2 separate regions of the Homo sapiens genome follow, and region 1 is linked to region 2. A link is a loop called in an ENCODE intact Hi-C map of the cell type or tissue named here. Cell type or tissue: endothelial cell of umbilical vein. All regions are shown on one strand.

The links. A loop is a pair of places that touch in the nucleus more often than their neighbours do. Peaks named below come from ENCODE experiments on the same cell type or tissue, not always from the same donor. Only the 100,000 strongest peaks of a DNase experiment are listed, where the experiment ranks them.
Region 1: it touches region 2 in a loop (3-fold over the local background); 2 of 110 quality-filtered maps call a loop at or near these places.

Annotation. Positions count from the first base shown.
Region 1 is chr13:33,247,402-33,255,401 of GRCh38, reverse strand. The region is part of intron 1 of STARD13 (StAR related lipid transfer domain containing 13); the gene reads left to right. Among named protein-coding and RNA genes, the nearest start is that of STARD13-AS, 26 kb to the left of the region's middle. RefSeq lists an enhancer at 4,016-4,225. In endothelial cell of umbilical vein, no CTCF peak of the experiment used is centred here; DNase peaks (open chromatin) are centred at 4,021 and 6,141; H3K27ac peaks cover 4,377 bases.
Region 2 is chr13:33,183,290-33,191,289 of GRCh38, reverse strand. All of the region lies in intron 1 of STARD13 (StAR related lipid transfer domain containing 13), which reads left to right. Among named protein-coding and RNA genes, the nearest start is that of STARD13-AS, 90 kb to the left of the region's middle. RefSeq lists enhancers at 2,934-3,083, 4,177-5,376, 6,958-7,047. In endothelial cell of umbilical vein, no CTCF peak of the experiment used is centred here; DNase peaks (open chromatin) are centred at 2,879, 2,929, 4,199 and 5,219; H3K27ac peaks cover 4,006 bases.

The DNA.
Region 1 (8,000 bases), 64 kb before region 2:
GAGGGTGGGCCTGGATAAATATTTTTCTTAGCTTTGATAATAATAGTGAAAGTCCCTCTCAGCATCCTAAAGGTGAGGATTTATCCATCTCTTACCATAAGCCAAGAAGGGTTGTGACACTGGGGTCCCTCTGAGTAGTATGAATGATACACACATCAGCTTACACATCTGTATGAGGCTTTCAACTTTGTTGTATTCACAGTGAAACGGGAGAGTTCCCTGGTCCCCCTCGTAGGATGTGCAACAAGGGTGTGGCTCACCTGCTCGGTCTCTGAACCTGATCAAGCCTCTGAGGGGGGGGGGAGCACACAGATGGACAGGTATAGGAGCCCAAGTTGTCGTGTGTTACAGTGTGCCCTTTTAGCCCTGCTGTCCGCAGATAGTGTGAGTGTTATCCAGCTCAGTGGACCCTCTGCCTTTTCTCAAGGGCAGAGGGCCAGTGTGACAGCTTTCTGTATCCTGAGCTCTTGTCCAGCATCCTGGAAGAATCAAGTCACACACAGACTTAAAGGATGAATGTGGGAGTTTTACTGAGTGATGGAGGTGGCTCTCAGTGGGATGGATGGGGAGCCAAAGAGGGGTTGGAGTGGGAACACGATCTTCCCTTGAAGCCTGGCCGTCCAGCAGCCAAACTCCTCTCTGACCACCCCCAGCCAAACTCATCTCAGCATTCAGACATCCCTCCTCTTCTCTCTTTCTCTGCCACGTCATTCCACAGTTCGTGTGCTTGTCTCCTCACCTACAGGTCTGCTTCTGGAGCCTGGGTTTCGGGATTTATATGGGTACAGGATAGGGGGGCATGGCAGGCCAAAAGGACATGAAAACAGAAATGCTGTTCCCACTTAGGGCTGTGGGTCTTCAGGCTTGATGGTAGGGCCTTTGTCGGGGAATCACCCCCTGGTATCCAATATTTCCCTGCCTCCTGCCCATATCAACAGAATACTTTCAAATGCTAGAATATAGGCAACAGCTATGAAGGGATTGAGAGGCCTAAAACAATACTCAACAAATCAGCAATAATGACAACTCAGCACAGTGACACTGTCTCACAGAGCCTGTAAAGGTGCTCACCTGTGTCACACGCACGTGTTCTCTCTCCAACACTGTTAAGCCTATTGTCCTGACTACCCCTTGGCATATCCACTCTGTTGAGGTGTACAAATTATCCTCTTTGCCGCTGACTTGACCTCATGCTGTGCCTCTGACCTCAGTCCGCTTTGCCACCCACTACCCCATCAGCCTAGTGTCCTATCTGCTGGGGACCAACCAGCCCACTTTGTCTGAGATTCAATAGTTTCCAGAGACATTAGGCTTTCAGTGTTAAAATGAGGATCACTCCAGGCAAAGCGGGATGGCTGATCACCCTGTGTGTGTCAGACTGTGCATCCCAATAGTGCATATATTCAATTGCAGCACTAATACATTTTACAATTTGATCACCAATTGACAGCACACCTGGACAGGGTGTTCCCCCATGGTCTGTGGCAGGCCTGTTGAAAAACCTTCATTTATGTTTTGTTCATTGCTCATCAAATTTGTATCCGTTCAAGAGAGGCCTTTATTTTTATCCCGTTCAGTCTAGGCATCATCTTTAGATCGTACTATTTTGAAAGTTCAATTTCAGGCTTTGATGATACGCTTATAAATCAGAGCTACCCTTGACATAAATCAGTAGAATCAACGCCATACATTGAAGGGGGTCACCGTGGTCTCGGGGGCCACATGAAGCAGACACAGCTGTACAGCTGTCAGCAGAGGTGGCCGAGAAGGCATCCCTGCCCTCATCACTGACCGGCAGCCTCGGCCTTCACAAGGAGGTCCCCCTCACCCAGCAGTGCTGCAGCTAGAGCCCAACAGCATGCTTCATCTTATAAATACACGCTGCGGCCCTTGTTGTAGGTGGAACCTTCATTTAGTGCTCAACTTAAGTTCTGTGTGGATAATTGTGTTCTTTGGGGTAATTGTGTTTTTCCTGGATGAAGCATGTACTGCATATATTATTTCCAGGCATGTTTACGCTGTCCATTGGCTTAATGTAGCTTTTAAAATGGTCTGTGTGTTAACACCTATTCTTAATTGCCAGAATTTGAACTCAAGGGCAAGAATAGTGAACATCACATCACAAATCCATGTTCAAAGGAGGAATACAGCACCTGTCTTTCTACCGAGGTCTAAGAAGTCTTTTAGGAAGTCTGGCTGTCCATAGTCATTGCCTTAAGACCATAAAAACTATCCTTTTAGCAGGACTACAATGATGGTAGGCAAAGAACACACATGGTGTTCTGGAGGCATAAAGTTAGGGCTCTTTTCTGGTTCATGGAAATACCACATGATACTAGGATCTAAGTATCATGGGAAAATTGTTTGGTGGTGACCTTTTTATATGTCCCTAAAATAATCCAAAAAACGGAAAATGACTGGGTCAGATCATCTGTGACATGGGCCCAAGGTCAGTACCTTAGGGAAGCTCGCTTGGTGGGTGATGTGCTCACTGTCTTCTTTAACCCACCAGCTCTCTAACATTCTCAGGCAAAGGCAACACATTTTCATCCTTTACAACCCTCGTCGTACCACCTACTGGCACTGTAAAACTTCTGCAACTTGCGTCAAATCCAATTTTATTGGAAAAGTACTTTCAGATACAAATCTTGCTAAATGATTTGATGTGGGAAAAGTTAGAAAAATATCTAAGCAAACATTCTCCTGGATCAGTCTTCAATTGTGTGATTTCGAGCAATTCTTCCGTAATTCAAGTGAAACACATACCTGCTGGGTCAATACTATTGATAGTGACAAAATTGGTTTCCCTCTGACGGCTTCAACATTATGTTGGAAGCCCTGCATGTGTAGATCTTAAAGATTGGGATTGATAAAGTGAGAACTGTTCAAAGCTGAAACTGGTTGTTTAGTCCATTTGAAAGTATGCGGAAGGGAGGGACCTGAATATGGCCCATAGAGTGAAAATCTTCTCCGTCACTCACTGTGGTTAGAAACAAATGACAGAGGGCTGTTGTGCAGCTATTTCAGTATTGTAAATGGAACATCTAGCACTCTGTTATCACTGCTCCCAGGGCAGCCTCTTGAGGCCCTTGGGCCATCCCAGCCTCACCATGTTCTCCTCTCCATGTTGTCAAAAATAGGCAGGACGTAGGAGTGTGGCAACCGGAGAGGGATTAAAGGCAGGGAGTTCCAAATAAAGGGCAGCCTCTGAGCTGTAAAAGCTGCTCACAATTTTGGATACATCATATACATAACCAGAATAAATTGAATTAGAAGATGATGGTCTTTCCTTTTTAGTGCCAGAGGGCCATTTATCATGTAGGAAATATTTAATGTAGTAATGATAGGAGTATCTTATTTAACGTGTGATTATTTTTATATCTATTTTATATCTTTAGCCTTTTAGGATGAATAAAGCTTATCGTTTTGATTTTCAGCCTTTACCAGAACTCTGAAGAAGTAAGGTTTTGCTAGTTTGTCTGTTTTGGAAAGGAAGGGAATTTACTTTGAAATTGTGTTCAGGATTAGGTGTTACTCATTTAATGTAAGTAGCAGCCTTACTTGACAAGCTAAATAGGGTGGTAAATCTGAGGTTTGCAGAGTAGACTTCTAAAATCCCCATCTAACATTAAAAATGTATTTCATTATAGCTTACCATCAAGGGAGGAACTAACCCAACATATAGATATGCCCATACTTTACACAAACAGCCAATTAGACATATGTATTTTCTTTTGATGAAAAGAGAAGCTTTTGGAAATGCAAACATGTGCATCCACTTACTAAGAGTCTACCAGCCTCTTATGTGGGACTGACATAATGATGTCTTGTGCACTTCCTCTTTTAAAATACAAAAATAAATGACACTGAGACCAAAAGCTCTGCAAATTAGTGGCTATTCAGGCTTGATAACTGTACTGAATGCACATGGTTTTCTGATGATGGCCACAGCTGGGGAATGAATCATCCTAACCTGGCAGACTGTTTTAGTAAACCTTTCATTTTAATGAAGTGATTCACTTGGAAAGAGGGGCAATGCAGCGAGCATAAGGCCCAGATACTTCCTTCAGCAGCCCAAAAATGGCTCAGAGCCACAGAATCTTGTCATTTGATCATCCTGGCAGGCTTGAAAGTGAAAGAATCCCAGGCGGCCTGTCAACCTCAGTGGGTCCTACCTCCTGTAGACCAGATGTTTGTGCAGCATCATCTCCCCCCATGCTCACAAAAATCCTGTGAGGTTGATGTGATGATATTTTATAAATAAAAACATGAGCCTCAGAGAGTTAAATAACTTACAACTCAGGCATCTTAGATTCTACACTATATGTGTTGCTGTTCCTTGATCTTATCTTGTTCTCTCTTCTTCCTCTACCTATAACGTCTCCCTTCCCTTCCCTTCCTTATCCTATTCCCATTTCTCCCCTCCTTCTATGCTTTCACTTATTCAAAGCATAGTGAGCTTCTACACCATGCCATGCCCTATGATAAATGCCAGGATCCAGTAATGAACAAGACAGACTTAAGTCTTGTCCTCATACAGTTTATGATCTAGCAAACAAGAACAGATGTGTGTTCAAATAGAGACTAAGGAACATGGGAGGAGGGGCAAGACATCTGGAAGGGATGCTTCATAGGAAGAGAGCAAGTGTACTGGTTGACAGACAGACTGAGAATATTTAAAGATTTCAACAGCATGGGTCAATGGGCCAAAATCACTGGTTGAAATTACACAGGAATAAATGTAAATCTGCCATTTCATATTATATAAATACAGAACTGGGACCACATGACTTCATAGGGTTCCAAGTGATGTTTGAAGCCTCAGCAATATGAAATAATGCCTTTAAAAGGATGCAGTCTTAGGCTGTGTCTGTACCAGCATGGGTTCCAGAATGAAGTTGCTTGTAATTCCATGCCACATCTGCAACTCTCTGCAGGGCTTTCTTGTTTTAAGGGAGACATTGGTTACAAGACAGTGAATACTGTTTTTGCGAGAATAAAATTCTCCAGAATTATATATTTCCCTTGGTAGAAGGTGAGAGACACACACTTAATTCTTATTCATTCCTCTGCGCTAATGAGCTTTCCTATAGGGAACTTTTGGCTTGGTAGATATGAACTAGGAGGAGATAATTGGCCCCCCAAAGTAACTGACTTTCCTTAACAATACCTAGCAATGTCTACTGCTCAGAATTTTCAGAGAATTATTTTCCAGATTTTTTTTTATTGTTGTTGCTCTTTTAGTCTGATTGAGGAAACAAAATAAGGGTGTGTAAAGCTGCTGTAAAAGAACATAATTAGTTTATGATGGGGGCTGGGCACAGTGTCTCATGCCTGTAATCCCAACACTTGGAAGGCTGAGACGGGGGGATCACTTGAGCCCGGGAGTTCAAGACCAGCCTGAGCAACGTAGTGAGACCTGATCTCTACAAAAAATCAAAAAAATTAGGCAAGCATGGTGGCAAATGCCTGTAGTCCCAGCTACCCAGGAGGCTGAGGTGGGACTATTGTTTAATCCTGGGAGGTAGAGGTTGCAGTGAGCCGAGATGGCGCCACTGCACTCTGGCCTGGGTGACACAGTAAGACCCTGTCTCTAACAAAATAAATAAATAAATAAATAATAACAGATAATTGGTGTATGATGGCATTAGGAAGAAACGAAAGGGAGACAGTTTGAGGAAGTGGAAAGGATACTGTCATTGGAATTAAACATGCAGATTTAAATACCAACTATACCTGTATTAATTGATACAGACAGGTTATTTAACACTCTCTGAGGCTTAGTTTCCTTAATTGCAAAATGGTATACTAATATCTGCATTGTACGATTGTTGCAGGGATTAGAAATAATATTGGCAAATTCATGACCAAAAAGCCTGGCACATTGTAGGTGGCTAAGGAAACCTTGAGAAAAGAAATCATTCAAAGAAAGGAGGTGGAGTCAAAGACGAATTCTTGGAAGAAATGCATTTTTAGATTCATACTTAAGAAATCGTAGACATAGACTGACTGAATATTAAGAAACCCATTACAGACGGAAGAAACAGTGACAAAATGAAGAAGTAAGGTCAAGGCCTTGTGTAGATACTATTGTGTTTTCTTTTTGGTCAACTGAGTCATCGTGAGTTAGTGTGTTCTCTTAGGATTGGAATTTATTGACAGCTGCTTGTGGCCAGTGATAACCTTTGTGTGTCTGTTGATTTCCCTGCTTCGAAATCCTCCTACCATTTAGGAAATGATGTTATCGTGTTCCCAACTTTTTTTTCCTCATTTTAATGTATAAAGCTAGCAGTCATTTCAATGTCATGTAGCATGTCACCTATTTTTCATGAAACACATTTGCAATGGCTGCCTTTAAAATATAGTACTCATTTATCTTCCTTTATCAGAAATATCTGGCAAGGGGAAAAAGGAGTTTTGTTTTCTTTTCTCTTCTTTAGTAGAAATGATTTCCCAACTTATTAGTGAAAAGTAGCTTATTTAAAATTTATTGTTTTAAAGAAAACTAGATGATATGTTCAACTTGCCACCCTAAAATCTAAGACCAGGGAGTATCAAGCTCATTCAATAAATACAACTAATAATTTAAAATATTATGTAATTCAGGTGTTTTGGGAACACCCAAACACTGAATAAGGGAAAGGATAATGGTGAGAAAGAAACAAAGTGACTGGAGAAGTGGAGGAAGAAGAAAAATCAAAATATGGGAAGCAAAAGGGGAAAGGAATGGGAGGAATACCAAAACAAAAGAAGATAAATGAAGGAGAAAAGAAAGACAAAAAACAGGGAAGAGGAATAGAGGGATGGGGGAGCAGTGTGGAGTGGGAGTCACTGTACCTAAGGCCAGAGGCCCTGCTGCTCCTTCCCCACCCATCATTCAAGTCTGGACCCCAACTGGTAGGTAACACTGGAAGCTACAGCTCACAAATCTCTTAATGCTCTCACATGCCCAGGATCGCCATAGACTTCCAGTTTTAAGTAGTGACTAAAAATTCCTTTGTTATTAAAAGTCTATTAAATTACATTCCTTTATTCTTCCTTTTTTATCTTCTTCTTTTTTTTAGAGAGAGAAGTTCTCACTCTGTCGCCCAGGCTGGAGTGCAGTGGCAGGATTATAGCTCACCACAGCTGGTTGCCACCACACCCAGCTAATTTTTTATTTTTTGTAGAAATGAGGTCTCACTATGTTGCCCAGGCTGGTCTTGAACTCCTGGACTCAAGCAATCCTCCTGTCTTGGCCTCCCAAAGTGCTAGGATTACAGGCATGAGCCACCATGCCCAGCCTTCTTCTTCTTAACGATAGCCCTGACTCATTCGAAAGTCAAGACAATAATAGAAATGTAAGTTTAAAATGTTATATGCCCATTTATTCAAAATTAATATTTTTAGCCTCATTGAGTCTTCAAGTGCAGTATATAAGGACCCCCCAGAAGATGAGGTAAATCACCCACATGAAAAGCCCTTTGTGTCAGTGGTCCCCAACCTTGTTAGCACGTCAGAATCACCTGGCCATTCATGAAAACCTGGGGTGTCTGGGCACCTCAACTGAGAGTGGTTTGAATTGGGGTCTCAGCACCCACTATTTTGTAAGCATCTCAGGTGATGGGAAGTTCAGCCAGTGCTGAGAATTGTGCGTTTTGGGCGATAGCAGTAGAGTGAGTGAATCACGGTTCCAGCACTTACAAGTGAGGGCCATTCATATACATATATAACTGGGATATCTAATATATAGCAAATTGAAAATTTGTAATACAATAGATATGTAATATATTTGATATTGTACTTGATATTATATTTGGTGTCTGTTATATATACAGCAAATTGCAAAAATATATGATAGAAATATATATTATATCTAATATAACGTATATTAGGCACCCTGAAACATGTTATGAAAAGACTAGCTCCAAAAAATGAGAGGGCACTGGTCATATGGAGCAGTTGTCCTGGCGACGGCATTGCAGAGACCTCATGTTGAATTCGTGTCTGCTTGTCCATCA
Region 2 (8,000 bases):
AATAATAGATGGGGTCTGTGACCAGCCAAGTATTAAATCGTTTTTTAAAAATTAAATTAAAAGCATTCAGAAGTTAGTTAACTTACCATCTAATAATCCATAGTGGGCCAATCATAAAAGCTTCCCAAAGAAAAATACACTTAAAAAGCTGAAAACCGCGTATATAGTTTTTGACATGACCTTACTTTAGTAATTGTTTATGTCGTAACTTATTAAAATAAACATACCTTGTAAATTGTTTACAAAATCCCAACATCTTTTTGGAAATGAGTATAATAAGGCATTGCAGTAATACTTGGTATTTTGTTTTTGTATTTTTGAAAGCTGATATTTTGGGTTTTTTTTGAATGCTGGTATTTTTAAGACTGTGTAATTTATATTCAGTACTTTAATAAACGGGTGTAGTGGCCGGGTACGGTGGCTCATGCCTGTAATCCCAGCACTTTGGGAGGCCAAGGCCGGTGGATCACAAGGTCAGGAGTTCGAGACTAGCCTGGCCAACATGGTAAAACTCCATCTCTGCTAAAATACAAAAATTAGCCAGGCGTGGTGGTATGTGCCTGTAATCCCAGCAACTCAGGAAGCTGAGGCAGAAGAATCGCTTGAACCCTGGAGGCGGAGGTTGCAGTGAGCCAAGATTGTGCCATTGCACTCCAGCCTAGGCAATAGAGTGAGACTTGGTCTCAAAAAAAAAAAAAAAAGAAAAGAAAAGAAAAGAAAACGAAATGGGTGCAGTATTCCAACAGTACATCATTTATTTTTCATCTCTCATGGTGGTGGTGTTAAGAACCACATGCTTAAAAACCCTTGGGGTTTTGTTTTCATGCCTGGCTCAGGAAATCCTTAAAATATATTTTATTATTTTTTTTGAGACAGGGTCTTTCTCTGTGACCCTGGCTGGAGTACAGTGATAGGATCATAGCTTACTGCAGCCTCTACCTCCCGGGCTCAAACAATCCTCCCACTTCAGCCTCCCAAGTAACTGAAGCCACATCCGGGCTAAATTCTTTTCATTTTTTTTTGTAGAGACAGAGTTTCATTGTGTTCTTGAACTCCTGGCCTTAAGTGACCCTTCCTCATTGGCCTTCCAAAGTGCTGGGATTACAGGCATGAGCCATCACACCCAGCCTATCCTTAAAATATTTTTAACTAAACCAGATTTAGGGTAAAATAAAGCCCAAATTGGTATTCACTAGCCATGATAGACCTTTAGCCAAATATTTAGTCATCAATTAATGTGAACTTCCTGGGTGATTATAGGGTATCTAGTATAATGAGAAAGTTGTTTTGTCCCAAAAGGGGATCAGGAAGCTAAATTTTAAAATAACATAAATCTAGAGTTAAGTTTGGGATCATCATTTTTACAATAGTATATAAAATGGCTTAGAGTGGGTTGCAGTTGAAAGTAAGATGCTGTTTCAGGTGGTACATTTCAATCAGTGACTTCTGCTGAACTCCTGCTAGAAACTGGGATCACCCGGGCAAGGATGAACACAGGGAGGACACGGGGCAGAGGACCATTTTGTACATGAGAGAGTAACTGAGTCAAGCAGAAAACTGTACTTAGATGAAATTGAGAAAGGCGTTGAAGTTTCTGATTAGCGAAATAGCTGTGAACTGGGCCCTGTCCCACAGCAAGGGCACCCATATAGAACAGGAAGGGCACACAAACAGGTTCCTTCTTTGTGGGAGGGAGGTTCATACACAGCAGCAAGATGACCAGCTAGAAGTGTCCAGAAGTACTCCTGCTAGCCTATGAAAGTGCCATCGGAAGGACTGAATTTGTTTAGGAATTTTGAAAGGACGACAAACCAGAGAGTCCCTTCCCTTTCCTCCTGCTTTCCCTCCTTCCTCCGAAAGGAGGAAGGAGGGAAAGCAGGAGGAAAGGGAAGGGACTCTCTGGTTTGTCGTTCCCTTCCTGCCCTCCTGCTTCTTTTCCTGACTTCCTTCCTGCCATTCCCACTTCCTCCTTTCCTTCTTTCTTATAACTGAAAGTTGGTTATATCTAGCCATTAAATACTAGTTTTAAAAGATACAGCCACTTTGGAGATTCTAACCAAATTATAAACATGCTTTCTATCACCTCTCAAAAAATATTAAAGTAATAAAAAAAGCTTTGTTTGTAGTTCTTCCTTATGGTTTTATATGAAGCATCGAGCTATTCATGACACTACTTTTAAGCAATTAAAAGAAACAAAATAAAACATTTCTAAATGACAAAAGAAAAGCATAAATACAAAGTGTGAGAGTCATTGACTTATACCTGACAGACACTAAATGTCTGCTCTAATAAGCAATAACAATTAGTTTAAAAAGGAAACACCAAATGTCACTTCACAGCTTAAGCCTAGAAAGCAAAGTTAGCCGGAAAATAATTACAAAAGTCTAAGGGATTTCATGGGTTTTGTTATTAAGGCAAAGTGTCTTTTCGTTTGTCATTTTCACCAACTAATCTGACAGATTCTTTATGAAGAAAGCACAGAGCCAGGAAATTGTACCCATCTGGTCAGTACCTGCTCAGAGGATCTGATATTAAAGTCTAGATCACTCCAAACTGCTTTTTCAATGCATTTCATTTTCTAGAAGTGACGAACAGTGAAACAAACCTATTCAGTCAATTGAAATAGTTATTTCGGGGAGAAAATTGAATCCTCTTCAAAAGAAGCTGTTTCACTATCTTAGTGTGGTGAGTATTGAAAGTTGGATGGTTTCCATGAAAACAAAAATGGACATAAAAGACAAAAGAGTTTGTGAGTGATATTTACAGTGAAGTTGAGTATGTGTGCATGTGGGTGGGTGGGTGTGTGTGTGTAGCAGCAGATCATAACCAGAAATTTTTCTCAGAATTAACTCTCTGTGTCCATTTTAATTTTTGTTGTATGACTCATTCAATGTTCACTATTCCCATAAATATAGGCCATACACCTACTGTTTTCCAGGCATATGTGGCCACTGGGGGTTAAAGAAGGTTGAGGTTCCTGTCCCTAAAGTGTTTATCATGGTAACCAACTAAATGTTTGTTTCCTACTCACATTGAGGGCAGAAGATACTGCATCACTTCCAGGCCTACTGAAGTTCCATCACCTCCACATGAAGCTTCTAGGTCACCTGGGCACTGGAACATCTGCTGTGGCTAAAGAAGGAGAGCCGGTGGCAGGTCACATGGCAGATTCACCCACCTGCCTTTGGCCAGTGCTCTTTCCCATGGCCCAGCAACCAGGAAGGCTAGAATCAGAGTCCACTCAAAGGTCTATCCCATAGTCAGCCGGGTTTTGCCACAACATTATTTAAAGATGCTTCGTTTAGGTTGGGCGCAGTGGCTCATGTCTATAATCCCAGCACTTTGGGAGGGCCGAGGTGGGCAGATCACTTGAGGTCAGGAGTTTGAGACCAGGCTAGCCAACATAGCAAAACCCTGTCTCTACTAAAAAATACAAAAATTAGCTGGGTGTGGTGGCACAGGTCTGTAATCCCAGCTACTTGAGAGGCTGAGGCACGAGAATCATTTGAACCTGGGAGGCGGAGGTTACAGTGAGCTGAGATCATGCCACTGCAGTCCAGCCTGGGTGACAGATCAAGACCATCTCACAAACAAAATAAATAAATAAATTTTTTTCTTTTAAAAAAAAGATGCTTCATTTAATTTTTTTTTTACCATAGTAAAAATATCCTTTTATTAAAAACTGATCTGGAAAGCTAAGACTCATGCACTACATTTAATGAATGAATGGTTAGTGACAAATAAAGATAGAAGTCTCAGTAAAATGCATGCCCTTCCAAGCCCTTTCTTCTGAACAGGTCTCAGGTTTGCCCAATCAGACTTTTCATAAATGTAAGACTGATGAATTTGCTTTTTATTTCTTTCACTCTCCACCCTTTCTGAAGTTGCAGATAAGCAGTAGAAAGTCCATGAGCAGATTCTGGAGGTAAATCAAGTATTAACTAATGCACAATTCAGATCATGACTGTGACAGCAATGATTATCTCAAAAAAATCAAAAGTGGGCAGTTCTCAGCAACTCCTTGTCTGACCCCGATAGAGCGGGACCCTTCCCCCTCTTTCCCTGCCTTCCCGGCAACCCTCTCCCTCTGTCATTCTCTTCACATCCCCCAGGTCAATGCTCTTAAACAGAAACGGAAGTTAAGCCACAAGGTTAGAGGACAGGAAGTGACTCAATGATTCCTTGGGGGTCAGGTGTCTGGGTAGTGAGAGAAAGAAGGGAGAGAAAATTCCAGATTAGAAAAGTAGCCCAGATGGGAGAGTGATCAGGGCAGGAATTTCAGAAACGACAATGACATCAGCATTAGTGGTACTCCTCCACTCTCCTACACAAGCACTTAAGAGCGTTGCTGTGAACTACTTCCCACCCATTTTCTTTGCAAGCCTAGGAACGCGGGGCTTTCTGGCAGATTTAACAGGTAGTTTGGTGGTGTCTGGATTGTGCTAATAGAAGCCATTATACCAAAGATAATTTTTAAAACCTAGAATTTAGTAAACAAGGGTTTTTTTTGTTTCATTTTGTTTTGCTATTTTGAGATTGTTAATCTCAAATACTCTCAATTTGCTGATTTCATTATTGTGTTAGGACATAAGTGAGATAATGAAGTGGATAATTAATGACATACTCTTTAGGATGTAAATAAAAGCCACACTCCACAGAAAAAAGAAGTACCATAAAGCTTAAAAGAGATCACGAACCTTAGTACCTGCATTATACAATGAGGATAGTTTTCGTACCGAGGAAAAGGAAGGAAGTCTCTTAGAATCATCATCTTTGCTGCTTTTAGTCAACTGTGGAATGTTTTAAAACTGTATTTATGGTCTTAAAGGGCATGTAAGAAAATATTTGGAAATTTCAAGCAAAAGATTAACCACTGGAATTATGATAGAAATCGCACTGTTTCTTTACGAGAGGAGAGTTCTGTTCGCTACTAAAAGACTCTGTTGAGAATGTGAATGAGTGGAACATACCCCACCTTACATTTTAGTCCTCTTTAGGGGTTTGATTCATTAGAAAGTGTGTGGTTCTTTCTATTCCAAACAGAATCCTTTTCTCTGGGACTTTATTTTAAGGCTGTGATGCAAATCTTTGGTGTTCCTTTTTAATGGGAATGAAAACAATGAGGAAAGGAAGTGTGGAGGCTTGGAATCTCAGCTGAGGCTTCGCAGGTCACTGGGGAGCAGTGAGGTTCCTCTCCACTGTTAGCAACCGGAAACATGAGAGAGGACTATCATCTGCTCCTTGCTCTGAATTTCTTTGAACCTCCATGCTGGAACCCTCCTCAGTTCTCCATGCAAACGTTAACCAGGCCCCTTTGTGGTGCTTGGTGCTGCGCTGGTGCAGAGAATGCAAAGACACTGTCTGTGGTGGGAAACAGAAAAGCAGAGTGAACCACACATTCCAGCGCCGGGGTAAGTGCTGGATCAGAAGGGCATGTGGGTACAAAGGATAGACCTTTGTGAACTTGTTACTTAGCCTTGCATGGCCTCAGTGGCAGTGGTCAGGTGGTCTGGAAGGACATGGCGGAAAGATAAAACTAGAGCTGGGAATCAGAGAGGCAAAGAGGAAAAGAATTGACTAGTCACATAAAGCAGAAGAAGAATGTCATTCTAGACAGTGGGAAAATTGCCTATAGGGAACAGAGGATGGGAGTTGGAGGGTCGATTTTAGGAAACTTTGAGTTGTTTAGCACCATTGCCAACTATCAGGGATGTGGGCAGTTGAGACACAGAAGAATATCAGGGACCCAGGCTGAGCTTAAGAATTTCATAGTGTCCTCGGAAATTTGGATTTTTCTTTGGAGAGATTTGAGAACCATGGAGAATTCTAAGCGAAGGAGACAGTGATCAGACTTGGGTTTTGTCTCTGAAGTTATCTTTGCATGATGTTGGTAGCACTCCTAAAAAAATGCATAAATTGCCTTCAAAACATAAGATGTCCTGCTATTTTATGGAAACATATACAAGAAAGTCTTTATTTTCCAGCACTTCGTGTTGCTGAGCAGAGATTCTTCCTTCATCCCGTGATCTTAAGCTTAGCCAACATCAGCCACTGATGGCCTGTGTGCGTGTGTCTCAGTTCTTTAAGGGCAGATACCTGGGTCCATCATAAATGTCTAGAGTGCAGTCAGAATTTACCTGAACCCCACATTTTCTGGCATACATGGAGGCTGCTGTTGAAAATAAATAGATCATCTCTCTGAAAATGAGATTTATCTTTTAAATTTACACCTGAGCCTCTTCAGCAAGGCAGCATGGCCAAGAGTGTTTAGAAGCTACAGGACAGTGCATTTTCTTGGAGCATAGATTTTCCTCAAATTTGAAGGAAAGCTTTGTTGCATTAAAAGAAGTATGGGCATGTTATATTCCAACTACACATAGGAGGAAATAAATAAATCCATTGGAAGTATCTGTTTATTTTCTTCTCCCATTTGGGTACATCAGTGGAAATTGTGAAAAGTATTCATTTCGGTTAATAATAATAGCTCCAATTTTTAAGTGCCTGCTCTGTGTCAAATTACATAATTCATTTTAACAAATGTGAACATAACGTCAAGTTCAAATCCCTGTGACAGAGACCAGGATTGCAGCAGTAAACTAAATGCTCTTCCTTGTTCTGGAGTTTCTCACATCCTTACAATGACTCAGAAGAGTATATATAATGTTGTGCACATTTTGCAGTGAGGAAACTGAGGCTTTGAGATGTAATGAGACTTGCTCAGGGACCCATAGAGTAAACCCACACTCAGCCAGCTCCCCATGGCCACCTTCCTCTCTGAAAGATTTTTTTAAAATTCCAACTTACTGTCTCTTTCCCCTTATCTGTTCCCACCTTTACTTTATCCACTAGAGACATCCATTTCAGAATCCACTTTTCTTTCTCTGAAAATCAACAACGGCCATCAACCATCAGCAGCAGCAGCAGCAGCCGTGCCCATATACAAGCTTGTTTGTATCTTCATTCTTAACAACAGCCATGGCAACCCCAACCACCACAGACCTGTCCCTACTGTTTTCAAATTCACTGAGCTCACACTGTAACTCTAAAAGAGACAGAAGTCACAGTTACATCTAACAGGACAAGTAAGAATTCAAGATGGCCAGAGATCATAGAGTGGAGGTGGCTATAATTATCAGAAGGGTTCAGGAAAGGTTTGTTGGAGGAGGTGTCCAACAAGCTACACCTTCAGGAAGGAGAAGTTTAAAGTAGAGAGAAAGGCTTTATAGGCAGGCCCGACTAGTTCAGTGCCCCAAAAAACTCATCCCATTACATCATATATTTTTCCTCTGCTCCTGAGAACCAGCGTAGTCATAGCTGAATGTGGTTACATTTCAAGGGAAAGGAGGCATTACTGAACTGCAATTAAAAGCATCCCCACATCTCCAATTCCCCAGGAATGCCTTCTTGGACTGGCTGGATGATTCCCTTGGAGGTGTGAATGGGGCAGCCTGGGGGAATTGGGTTTCCTCCAGGGCATATTCAGGGAGATTTTGGGTGGTCCTGACTGGACCAGGCCTCATTCCTGCTCATAAGGTGACCTAATCCTTTGTTCATCACCGGAACTGCCCTCCTTCTCCAAGTTCCTCCAGATTGGAGATGACTCCCCTCACCAAATCTGACTTCCCAGCACTATTCCAAACCCACATTTGGAAGACCTCTAAGCTTCATGAGATTTCTTGTTATTGATTAAGGCTGGGGTCTGGCACTCAGCCCAACCACAGCCCCAGCAATAGTAGCATCAGACTTCTCAAACAGAGTGGAACAGAAAGCTATGAAAGCCTGGCATGTGCCCTTCAGCCTCTTTACATCAGACCAAGAGAGAAAAAAGAGAGCAGGAGAGCTTTTTCAGGGGGCAGAAGTTTCCTTTGCCAAAGATCTTTGACCAGCAGCAACGTGCAAGTCCTTTGCAGGGAATAAATCAATGGGCTGCAGTCCACTCTGGCTTGAGATTTATGCAGAGCAAGAAAGTCACTCTCAGCTCCTCCTTAATTCAGCATGT